Regions from separate parts of the Homo sapiens genome. Here region 1 is linked to region 2. A link is a contact called in ENCODE Hi-C or POLR2A ChIA-PET data. All regions are on one chromosome and are shown on one strand. The core of a region is the stretch at or near the end of the contact, and the rest is flanking DNA. Distances in the headings are between cores, read along the strand shown.

What was found. Hi-C counts contacts between places; a loop is a spot of excess contacts on that map. ChIA-PET counts read pairs that join two places held with the same protein, here RNA polymerase II (POLR2A). Pooled maps may share reads with other maps.
Region 1: a map of mammary epithelial cell shows a loop between it and region 2 (5-fold over the local background). The contact joins the enhancer-like site here to the promoter of FKBP6 in region 2. A Hi-C loop is called at or near these places in 5 of 168 maps with a recorded cell type or tissue (GM23248, adrenal gland, mammary epithelial cell and 2 more) and 1 of 50 pooled maps. POLR2A ChIA-PET finds 5 or more read pairs at or near these places in 8 of 52 experiments (Caco-2, H1, HEK293T and 5 more).

The regions. Positions count from the first base shown.
Region 1 is chr7:73,391,936-73,397,781 of GRCh38, forward strand. No RefSeq gene overlaps it. Among named protein-coding and RNA genes, the nearest start is that of FZD9, 39 kb to the right of the region's middle. RefSeq lists enhancers at 3,453-3,953, 3,954-4,454. Within about 2 kb of position 4,041, at least 4 of the 41 ENCODE cell types and tissues checked have a DNase peak (open chromatin) inside an H3K27ac peak, as active enhancers do; they include psoas muscle, where a contact is called at or near this core.
Region 2 is chr7:73,325,837-73,331,722 of GRCh38, forward strand. FKBP6 (FKBP prolyl isomerase family member 6 (inactive)) reads left to right here and starts at 2,325. Exons shown (of 9, transcript NM_003602.5): 1 at 2,325-2,649; 2 at 2,739-2,856; 3 at 3,524-3,613; 4 at 4,314-4,516; 5 at 5,821-5,886. The coding sequence starts at 2,593. TRIM50 (tripartite motif containing 50) reads right to left here and starts at 2,246. Exons shown (of 7, transcript NM_178125.3): 1 at 2,064-2,246.

The DNA.
Region 1 (5,846 bases), core at 2,791-5,290, 68 kb after region 2:
ATACGACAGCAAATCTAGCTCAGTGCTTCTCAAACTTGAGCATTCATTAGAAACATCGAGAAGCCTTGTGAAAATTGGGCCCTACTCCCAGAGTTTTTGATTCAGCAGATCTGGGTTGGTGTCTAAGAATTCACATTTCTGGTCTTATTCTTTGTTGGTGGGAGGGACAGAGTCTTGCTTTGTTGCCCAGGCTGGAGTTCAATGGCATGATCTCAGCTCACTGCAACCTCCGCCTCCCAGGTTCAAGCGAGTCTCCTGCCTCAGCCTCCCAAGTAGCTGGGATTACAGGCACCCACCACCATGCCCAGCTAATTTTTGTATTTTTAGTAGAGATGGGGTTTTGCCATGTTGGCCAGGCTGGTCTCAAACTCGTGACCTCAAGTGATCTGCCCGCCTCGGCCTCCCAAAGTGCTGGAATTACAGGCATGAGCCACTGTGCCCGGCCAGAATTCACATTTCTAACAAGTTCCCAAGGGAAGTCCATGCTGGGGGTCAAGGGATCACGCTTTGAGAACCACTGCTCCAGCCCATCCTCTCTGATACTGGGGGATAAATAATAGTACAATAGTGTTTATTTCATAAAACAGTTACAAGTTATTGCATTAAGATCTGAAAAGCATTTAGAATAGTGTCTGGCACACAGGCAGTCTTAGTATTGTTAATATGTCCCAAGATTTTCTTAATGTAAAGATTCGCTCTGGTTTTTCAGATTTAATACTATCTGCCCTTTTACTGGAAGAGCCCAGATGACTAGATTTTCCAGCATTTTCAGCTGTCTCTTATAAATTTTTTTTTCTTCTTTTTCTTTTTAAGAGACAGGGTCTCCTTCTATTACCCAGGCTGGAGTGCAGTGGTGCACTCAAAGCTCACTGCAGCCTCAACCTCCTGGGCTCAAGCGGTCCTCCTGCCTCAGCCTCCCAAGTAGCTGGGACCACAAGCATGCGCCACCACACCTGGCTAATTTTGTGGGGGGTGGGGGCCTGTGTGTGTGTGTGTGTGTGTGTGTGTGTGTGTGTGTGTGTGTGTGTGTGTGTGTAGAGACAGGGTCTCACTATGATGCCCAAATTGGTCTCAAACTCCTGGACTCAAGTGATCCTCCCACCTTAGTCTCCCAAAGTGCTGGGATTACAGATGGGAGCCACCACACCTAACCTTTCTTTTATTACTTTTTGATCCACTTATAGCTCAGACCAATTGCCGAAGACAGTCAGTCATCGGGACAGGACTGTTAACTGGACACCACACTCTTACGTGCTTTTTTTTTTTTTTGAGATGGAGTCTCGCTGTGTCGCCCAGGCTGGAGTGCAGTGGCGCGATCTTGGCTCACTAGAAGCTCTGCCTCCCGGGTTCATACCATTCTCCTGCCTCAGCCTCCCGAGTAGCTGGGACCACAGGCGCCCACCACCACGCCCGGCTAATTTTTTTGTATTTTTAGTAGAGATGGGATTTCACCATGTTAGCCAGGATGGTCTCGATCTCCTGACCTTGTGATCCACTCATCTTGGCCTCCCAAAGTGCTGGGATTACAGGCATGAGCCACTGCGCCCGACCTCTTACCTGCTTTTCTAAGTCAGCATGCTGGCCCCCGCAGAGCTGAAAGGAGCTCTGTCCTGTTTGCATACAGACACGGGGCCTTGCTACTATAGATCCCTCTCTTCCCATTGGGGCTGGACTAGGGGTTTTGCTTCTTGGGGAACCGACAGACCTAAGTCACGTTCCCAACATGATGCTAATGGGAAGCAAGCAGAAGGTAAACAACTGTCAAATGTCTACTTGTGAACAGATTGTATAAACAGAAATATAAAAACTGAGCCACGTCAGGCAGAAGGAGATATCTGTGTTCTCTGCTGAATCCCAAGCCCTTCTTCCAGTTGCATAAGCGTTTGGGAGGTTGTCAATTGTGGTCCCAAAGGAAACAATCTGGGGAGAAGGTCAGGGCGGGTCCTTTTGGTTTTTTTGTTTTTTGTTTTTTGAGACAGAGTCTCACTCTGTCACCCAGGCTGGAGTGCAGTGGCACTATCTCAGCTCACTGCAACCTCAGCCTCCCGGGTTCAAGTGATTCTGCAGCCTCAGCCTCCCAAGCAGCTGGGATTACAGGTGCACGCCACCACGCCCAGCTAATTTTTGTATTTTTAGTAGAGATGGGGTTTCACTATGTTGGCCAGGCTGGTCTTGAACTCTTGACCTCAGGTGATCCATCCTCCTCGGCCTCCCAAAGTGCTGGGATTACAGGCGTGAGACACTGTGCCCAGCATTGATGTTCTCTAGAATGTAAGTGCCAGGTGTACAGGGACCTTGCCTGTCCTGTCCCCTGCTCTACCCCCAACCCAGGAATAACGCCTTTCCCATAAGAGGTCCTCCATGAATGCCTGTAGAATGAATGAGAGAATTCCCAGTTTAGAACTGGATAAGAGGGGCCTGTCTGTGGGTTCTGTGCTCATCAAGTGTTGTTTGTGTTACCAGAAAGGGGTCCAGATCCAGAGCCCAAGAGAGGGTTCTTGGACCTTGCACAAGAAAGAATTGGAGCAAGTCCAGCAAATGAAAGCAAGTTTATTAGAGAAGTAAAGGAATAAAAAAATGTGATGTGGTTTGTCTGTGTCCCCACCCATATCTCATCTTGAATTGTAACTCCCACAATTCCCGCATGTGCTGGGAGGGACTCGGTGGGAGGTAATTGACTCATGGGGGTGGGTCTTTCCCATGCTGTTATCATGATAGTGAATAAGTCTTACAAGTCTGATGGTTTTATAAAGGGGAGTTTCTCTACACAAGTGCTCTCTTGCCTGCCACCATGTAAGACATGGCTTCCACCTTCCACCATGATTGTGAGGCCTCCCCAGCCACGTGGAACTGTGAGTCCATTAAACCTCTTTTTCTTTATAAATTACCGAGTCTTGGGTATGTCTTTATCAGCAGTGTGAAAACAGACTAATACAGAATGGCTATTCCATAGGCAGAGCAAACCCCAGGGCTGCCGACTGGCTATTTTTATGGTTATTTCTTGATCATATGCTAAACAAGGTGTGGATTATTCATGACTTTTCCAGGACACGGGCAGGCCATTCCCAGAAATGACGGTTCCTCCCCCTTTTAGACCATATAGTGTAATTTCTGGACATTGCCATGGCATTTGTAAACTGTCATGGGGCTGGTTGGGAGTGTCTTTTGTATGCTAATATATCTGTGTGTGTGTGTATATATATATTTTGTTTTTGAGACGGAGTCTCGCTCTGTCACCCAGGCTGGAGTGCAGTGGCACGATCTCGGCTCACTACAATCTCCACCTCCTGGGTTCAAGCGATTCTTCTGCCTCAGCCTCCCGAGTAGCTGTGACTACAGACGCGTGCCACCACGCCCGGCTAATTTTTGTATTTTTGGTAGAGATGGGGTTTCACCATATTGGCCAGGCTAGTCTTGAACTCCTGACCTCGTGATCCACCTGCCTCAGCCTCCTAAAGTGCTGGGATTACAGGAGTGAGCCACTGTGCCTATACGCCATGCTAATATATTTTAATTACCATTAATGAGCAGTGAGGGTGGCCAGAGGTCACTTTAGTCGCCATCTTGGTTTTGGTGGGTTTTGGCCAGCTTCTTTATTGCATCCTGCCTCATCAGCAAAGTCTTTGGACCTGTATCTTGTGATATCGGACTTGCCGACCTCCTATCCCATCCTGTGACTTAGAATGCCTTAACCGCCTGGGAATGCAGCCCAGCCAGTGTCAGCCTCATTTTACCCAGCTGCTCTTCAAGGTGGAGTCACTCTGGTTCAAACGGCTCTGACAGTTACACAAAGGAAGCTCAGAGAAGAGTAACTCCTCCGAGGTCTCCTGGGGTGTGGTGTGGCCAGAACCACCGCTGAAGTCCAATTAAATGAATTACGTGCCTGCAGCCTCTGCCAGGACGAGAGCCTCTACCCTCAGCGCCCAGGGCATGGTGATGTTCTGCCAGGCAGAGGCCACTGCCCTGGAAGAGGGCCGGACTCCAGGACTCCAGAGAGGGTGGAGAGGGCACCTTGCCACCCGCTGGTTGGGCCGAGGCTGGACGCCCACACCCTGGACATTATGGGAGAGAGACGCTGGAGGCAGCTGTGTGACAGTCCTGAGCTTGGACACAAAAGGAATTTGGAGTTTTCCACTGTGATCTAGACCCTGGGTTGTGGTTGGAGAGACCCCAGTTCAAATTCCAGTGTGTAAAAACAGAGATAATAATAGCTGCTGCAAACACGTGTTGTGTGGATTGAATGAATGTGCTTATGAATGGCCCCTAGCAGGTCCTTCCCTACCGGCCCTTCCCAGACCTGACCCGGGGCCTGATCCCTAGGAAGGTTGCATCCCTGCACCCCCAACCAGGAATGGATCCTTCAGAGAGAGGCTGGGACACGGGAGAACTGGGTGACCAGGGCAGAGTGTGATCATGCCCCAAATAGGTTGCTTTTCCACCCGGTCACTTTTTCCCACGGTTGTTGACCTAGAGACAGCTGGAAAACTGGCTGGCCCAAGGGGAAGGGATGGCAGGGAGGGCACAGAGGGACACCTTGACCCTGTCCTGCCTCCCACCTCCCAAGGCGCCAGTCTTCTGGTGGGGGCTGCATCAGAGTGGAGGTCGGGAGGGCCTGGGATACTTAAGGCAGGGACAGTGGCTCTTGGAGCTGCACGGGGATGGGGAGTTGTTTAAAATGTAGCTCTGGGGCCAGGCACGGTAGCTCATGCCTGTAATCTCAGCACTTTGGGAGGCTGAGGCGGGTGGATCACCTGAGATTGGGAGTTCAAGACCAGCCTGGCCAACATGGTGAAACCCCGTCTTTACTAAAAATACAAAAAAATTAGCCAGGCATGGTGGCACATGCCTGTAGCCCCAGCTACTCAGGAGGCTGAGGCAGGAGAATTGCTTGAACCCGGGAGGCAGAGGTTGCAGTGAGCCAAGATCATGCCATTGCACTCCAGCATGGGCAACAAGAGCAAAACTCTGTCTAAAAAAAAAAAAAATGCAGCTCTGCACCAGATGCAGTGGCTCATGCCTGTAATCCCAGCTACTCAGGAGGCTGAGGCAGGAGGATTGCTTGAGGCCAGGAGTTCAAGACCAGCCTGGGCAATATAGCAAGACTCTGTCTCTACAAAAAAATTAAAAATTAGCTAAACATGGCAGCATGTGCACCTGTGGGCCCAGCTACCGCGGAGGCTGAGGTGGGTGAATCGCTTGAGCCCAGGAGGTCAAGGCTGCAGTGAGCCATGATCACACCACTGCACTCCAGCCTGGGCAACAGAGCAAGACCCTGTCTCTTAAAAAATACAAATAAATATAAAATGATCAATTAAAAAAATAAAATGTAGCTCTGGCCCCAACCCCAGAGAGTCTATGTCTTGGGGGGCTCAAAGCAGGCCCTGGAGCCTTTATCATAAGGAGCCTCCCCAAATGACCCTGCTGCAGACCCCAGGCTACACCGGCAGAGGGGTCTCCTCCCAGCTCAACCCTGGTTCCAGGTCACCCTGAGCTCCTCCCTTCCCTTCCGCCTCAGTTTCACCTGCTGTCAGATCACAGAGGAGCGAATAGCGCACTCGGATGCTTTTTAGGGGCTTTCAACTGAAGTCTCTCCGCCTCACAGTCCGCAACCGCTGCCGCCTCTGACTGTTTCTCCATCTTGACTTTGCCCAGGGATCTGTCCTGTCTCCTCTGCAGCTGGCCTGAGCCAGCCCAAGTCAGCCGTCTCTACCGGGCCCCTCTTCTCCAGCAGCTCAGTTTGGGAGGCAGCACCCGTCTTGGGAGACGCAGGGCAGGCAGTAAGCCTGGTGCTGGAGGAAGAGAAGGGGGAAGAAAAGGAGAAGGGGGAGGAGAAGGAGAAGGGGGAG
Region 2 (5,886 bases), core at 1,075-3,574:
GTTCTTTCTGAATCTCAAACTCTTGCTCTTACTCTCCTTTTTTTGGGCGGGGGGGCTGGGGGGTGGGGAAAGACAGCTTGTTGCTCTGTTGCCCAGGCTGGAGTGCAGTGGCGTGGTCATAGCTCACTGTAGCCTCCAACTCCTAGGCTCAAGCCATCCTCCTACCTCAGCTGCCTGAGTAGCTGGGACTACAGGTGCATGCCACCATGCCAAGCTAATATTTAAAAAATTTTTTTAGATACCGGGTCTTGCTTTGTTGCCCAGGCTGGTCTTCAACTTCTGGGCTCAAGCAATCCTCCCACCTTGGCCTCCCAAAGTGCTGGGATTACAGGCGTGAGCCTTACTGCACCCAGCCTTCCCTCTCTCTCTCTTTTTTTCTAATACAAACTGGCAGATGATGATTCAATCTCTCTATTTTTTTTCATTTTATTGTTTTATTTATTTTAGTAGAGACAGGGGTCTCGCTTTGTTGCCTGGGCTGGTTTTGAACTCCCGGCCTCAAGCAATCCTCCTACCTCAGCCTCCCAAAGTGCTGGGATTATAGGTGTGAGCCACCAAGCCTGGCCTCTTTTTTTTTTTTTTTTAAGATATTCAAAGGTATCCTTATTTACTTAGATTTTTTAAATCAAGGTATAACATATACAAGTGTGCAAATCTTAACCACACAGCTTGATAAACACTTGATGTATATACACCCACTCTCAAGAACAAGATGTAGAGTGATTCCAGAAAGCTCCCTCCTGCCTCCTCCCAGTCATAACTCCTAACAAGGACAGCCACTGTCCTTATTACCATGTTGTCATGTGGACTGTTTTTGAATTTCACATAAACAGCATCATATAGAATGTACTCTTTTGTGTCTGGTTACTTTCACTCAATAATATTGAATTGTGAGTTTTTTTTTTAATGTGAAGTCTTTCAACGTTTAGAAATTCAATGACACTCTGTTATACAGGTTTTGTTTGTTTTCTGAGACAGAGTTTTGCTCTTGTTACCCAGGCTGGAGTGCAGTGGCGCAATCTGGCTCATTGCAACCTCCGCCTCCCGGGTTCAAGTGATTCTCCTGCCTCAGCCTCCCAAGTAGCTGGGGTTACAGGCGCCTGCCACCATGCCCGGCTAATTCTTTGTAATTTTAGTAGAGATGGGGTTTCATCATGTGGGGCAGGCTGGTCTCAAACTCCTGACCTGGAGCGATCCACCGGCTTTGGCCTCCCAAAGTGCTGGGATTACAGGTGTGAGCCACCGCGCCTGTCCTGTTATACAGTTAATGAATATTATGGTCATAATATACTGCTGTGGTTTGAATGTATCCTCCTAATTTCATGTGTTGGAAACTTAACCCCCAATGGGGCAGTATTGAAAGTTGGCTGTAGCTTACGCCTATAATCCCAGCACTTTGGGAGGCCAAGACTGGAGGATCACTTGAAGCCAGGAGTTCAAGACCAGCCTAGCAACAAAGCTACAAACCATCTTTCCAGCAAATTAAAAACTAAAAAATAAATTAGCTGGGCCTGGTGGTGCAGTTCTGTAATCCCAGCTACTCGGGAGGCTGAGGCAAGAGGATCTCTTGAGCCCAGGGAGTGGCGGCTGCAGTGAGCTGAGATCCATCACTGAACTCCAGCCTGGGCTCAGAACGAGCCTCTGTCAATCAATCAATCAATCAATCAATCAGTGTCTTGTCTGGGCCTAAATTCTCTAGAACACAATGGAAGAGAGAAAGTGAAAGAAGGTGGAAGTAACCCACAGCTGGGAGCCCTGAACCCTGCTGGTGGCAGGTGGCTCTCGTGTCCTCACCAGGTTGCCCTGCAATCACATGCTGCATCCTTTTTCCTGAACCTGCCCCACGTGCCCCACCACGCAGCCACTCCGAGGGCTCCTTCAAGGGCGGCAGCCCTGTCACTCACGTGTTCCAAAAGTGCTTCCCCTGTGCCCTGATGGCCTCGCCATGTGTCTCATCATGCCCCACGCGCTCCCACTGTGCGCCCCACCTCGCACCCGTGCCCCATCATGCTCTGCGTGCTCGTTAGGTGCCCCATCATTTCCCGCTCGCTCTCGTTACGTACCCAGCCTCCGGCCCCTGTAAGTGCCCCATCGTGCTCTCTGTCGCTCCAGTTAGATGCCCCATCCTGCCCCGCGAGCTCCAATTACGTGCCCCACCTAACCCCCCACGTCCGTGCCTCATCATGACCCGCACGCTATGGTTACATGCCCCGCCTCGCGCTACCGCGCGTGCCCCATCATGCTCTGCGCGCTCCCATTACGTGCCGCCACCTCGCGCCCCTGCACGTACCCAACGTGCCCTGCGTGGTCCCGTTACGTGTCCCATCATGTTTCGTGCGCTCCCATTACGGATCATACCTCGCACCTCACCGCGTGGCCTCTGTAGTTCCAGAGCTCGCGAGGGCCAGGGCCGTTGGCGGCGGTTGGAACGAAACGATGAGTGCCTCCTCGTGGCCCCAGAATGGAATGCCGCCGTCGGTAGGGGTCTGCCGGGCATAAAGGGGCCTTCGGAACCCCACCAGAGTCACAGCCAGGGAGGGCAGCGGGGCGCACCAGGCCGAAGGCTCACGCCACAGGGAGGGCAGCTAGGACATGGGGGGAAGCGCGTTAAACCAGGGAGTCCTGGAAGGGGACGACGCCCCCGGCCAGGTGAGGGCCCAGACGTTTCGGGGGCGTAGACGCTGAGGGGTGGCCGGGTGGGTCTGCGGCTCTGAGGCCTGGCTTTCATTCTCCATCAGTCCCTGTACGAGCGGTTAAGTCAGAGGATGCTGGACATCTCGGGGGACCGGGGCGTGCTGAAGGACGTCATCCGAGAAGGAGCTGGAGACCTAGTGGCGCCTGATGCTTCGGTGCTAGGTACGCCCTGGGGCGGTTTGTCCTCAGGATCCATGTCATCGCACTCTGTTGGGAAGAGAGAGGCCTCATTTTCAAAAAGCACTTAATGGGGTTGGAAATGCTTTGTTTGAAGTGGATTTTTGTTTTTTGTTTTTGAAACGGGGTCTTGCTCAGTTGCCCAGGCTGGAGTGCAGTGGTGCGATCATAGCTCACTGCAGCCTCCACCTCCTGGGCTCGTGATTCTCCTGCCTCAGCCTCCCAAATAAGGGATTTACAGGCGCGATCCACCATGCCCGGCTAATTTTTAATATTTTTGTAGATATGGGGGACTCTATGTTGCCCAGGCTGGTCTCAGACTCCTGGACCCAAGTGAGCCTCCCACCTCAGCCTCCCCAGTAGCTGGGATTACAAGCATGAGCCGCTGCTTCCGGCCTGAATTAGTTTTTTTAAGACGAAAGCTAGGGACTCCTATGTCCCCTTTGTGTGATGCTTCCGCAAAGCTCTTGAACCTCTGAGCCAAAGGGCCGGCACCCAAAATGCAGAGAGAAGATTTATTCCTGTACCTCGGGGTGTCGGGCAGCTTAAGCTCATCTGTTCACATTGTTTCTGTGTGATCATGAGAGACTCGATATTATGGTGGCGTGGGTGTTTTTGGTCCATTTTCCTTACATTCTTTCTTCTATCCTAGTGAAATACTCGGGATACCTGGAACACATGGACAGACCCTTCGATTCTAATTACTTTAGGAAAACTCCTCGGCTAATGAAACTTGGAGAGGGTAGGTTCAGAGTGGGAGCTGGAGAAGAAGGAATTGTTTAGGGGCTAGATGAGGCACGATGCCTCAGGCTGGGAAGACTGCTCAGAGCGCAGGTTCTTTGAGTTGGCTTTGCTGAGGCTGGGTTTTGGTAACACAGCCATGTTCTCTCCCCTTGAGACCTAGGCATTTGGGAGATGGCTTAACGGGCAAGGTATAATCTTTGCACTCTGACTTAACTAACCACTGGGAATGTTTCTTTGTTCATTTATTAAGTAAAACTCAATCGAATACTTACTTCCCACAATACATGGTGAAAAGAGAGGATGTACTCAGAAGATTAGAACATCTCCACCCTTAAGGACCTCACAATGTAGTGGAGGAGACTGACCTGCACTCAGCTCACTTGGTAGAATCGGATGAGTGCCTGGGAGGTGAAAGCAGTGTTGTGGGTGTGCTTAATGAAGGCATGATTAATTCTAGCTGGGAGGTTCAGGGAAGGCTTCCTGGAAGTGGGGGCATTTGAACTGAGCCTGGAAGTTTGAATAAAATTTATATCAGTAGAAGCTGGGCACAGGCTCAGGAGGAAGACATTGCAGGAAGAGGGAACTGTGTGAGGGAGACATGGAGGCCAGAGTACTGCTGACTTAGAGGGGGAAGAAACTGATAGCACTGAGCAGGATACTGAGCAAGCTTCACCCACCTTCTTTGTCCATTCTTACAGATATTACACTGTGGGGCATGGAGCTGGGCCTTCTGAGCATGCGGAGAGGAGAGCTGGCCAGGTTTCTGTTCAAACCGAACTACGCCTATGGAACGCTGGGCTGCCCTCCCTTGATCCCCCCAAACACCACTGTCCTGTTTGAGATTGAGCTGCTTGACTTCCTGGACTGTGCTGAGTCAGACAAGTTTTGTGCTCTCTCAGCTGTAAGTTCCAGAGCACAGATGTCAGCACTTTATAGAGAGACGAATGGGTTGGTGTTATTGGTAATTCTTCTAGATGGCCTGCCCTGAGGCTGATCGTCCTCTCCAGGGTACCCCCGCGGCTCCTGTGCGGTGGCGGCGGAGTTCCTCTGCTTCCTAGTCTGTGTTTGTCTTAGTAATGGCTCTCATGTGTAGATAAATGTGCTGGGCAAGGTAAGGCTGTGAGTTTAAGGATTAGTGGTTTGAACTGATTTTTCAGTCATCCTTTGCCTAGTTCTCCCTGTGAGACAGTGAACACTTGCTTTTCATCGTTTGGTTTCCAGCAAGGCAGGCATTGGTAGCTCATAACTAGGGTGACTGAATAATTGATTGTCCAGCCCAGCACAGGTGAGAGTAAAAGGGGCTGTTCACTGGAGGGGTTACCCATGACATCGGGTTTAAACTGAGACAGTCCCAGGCAAACTGGGATGTATGGCCACTGTCCTCACCACTTAAGTCTTGCCTCCTCTTTGTAGCCTTTCACTTAACCCTGTCCCGTAGATGCAGGGCTTCTGACCCCGTCAGCAGTCACAGGCACTGTCTTTATCATGCTGTCTCACACTGACTCCATCTGTGGCCTTAGAGGTCCATGCCAGGGTTTATATCTTCACATGGAGTCTCCCCAGCTAAACTGTCAGCACTCCAAGTGAGGGAGCTCACCCTTTTTCATCATTCTGAGATTCGAGTTTCTTGCAAATGCCTCGTCCCACCTGTGGTGAACTCATTTAGGATCTGGGGGGTGGGGCCGGGACCAGAGAGGCTCTATGGGTGACTCTGAAGATGGCCAGGGCAGAGCATCATGACCATAAAGACTGCCAGGGCCCTGAGCAAACCAAGACCTGTTCAGTGCTTGGTGGCCAAATAGTGGTTTTGAGCACTGACTTCTGTGCTTGGCAAGTTCCGTCAGTTTTTGATTCCATGGGACACTGCTTCCTCAGAGAACATCAGGGGAAGACTGAAGACGTAGACTTCCTTCTGGCTCTAGGGTGTAAAATGGGACAGGTTATAACACTGGTGTGGCTTCTGTCAGATTCAGAGGTGACTCCAACACAGAAGGCTGTAAACAGAAGTGCATGATCTGAAAAAGAAGAGCTCACAGCTGTAGTAACACTTCCTTTCTTTCAATTACTATTTTTTTAAATGGAGACATGTTCTCACTATGTTGCCCAGGCTGGTCTCGAACTCCTGGGCTCACGTGTACTAACACTTCCATTGTGGCATTACTGCTTTTGGTTTCCTTGCTGAATATTCCTGTCTCTGGTCCTCAGGAGCAGCAAGACCAATTTCCACTTCAGAAGGTCCTGAAAGTGGCAGCTACGGAACGGGAGTTTGGC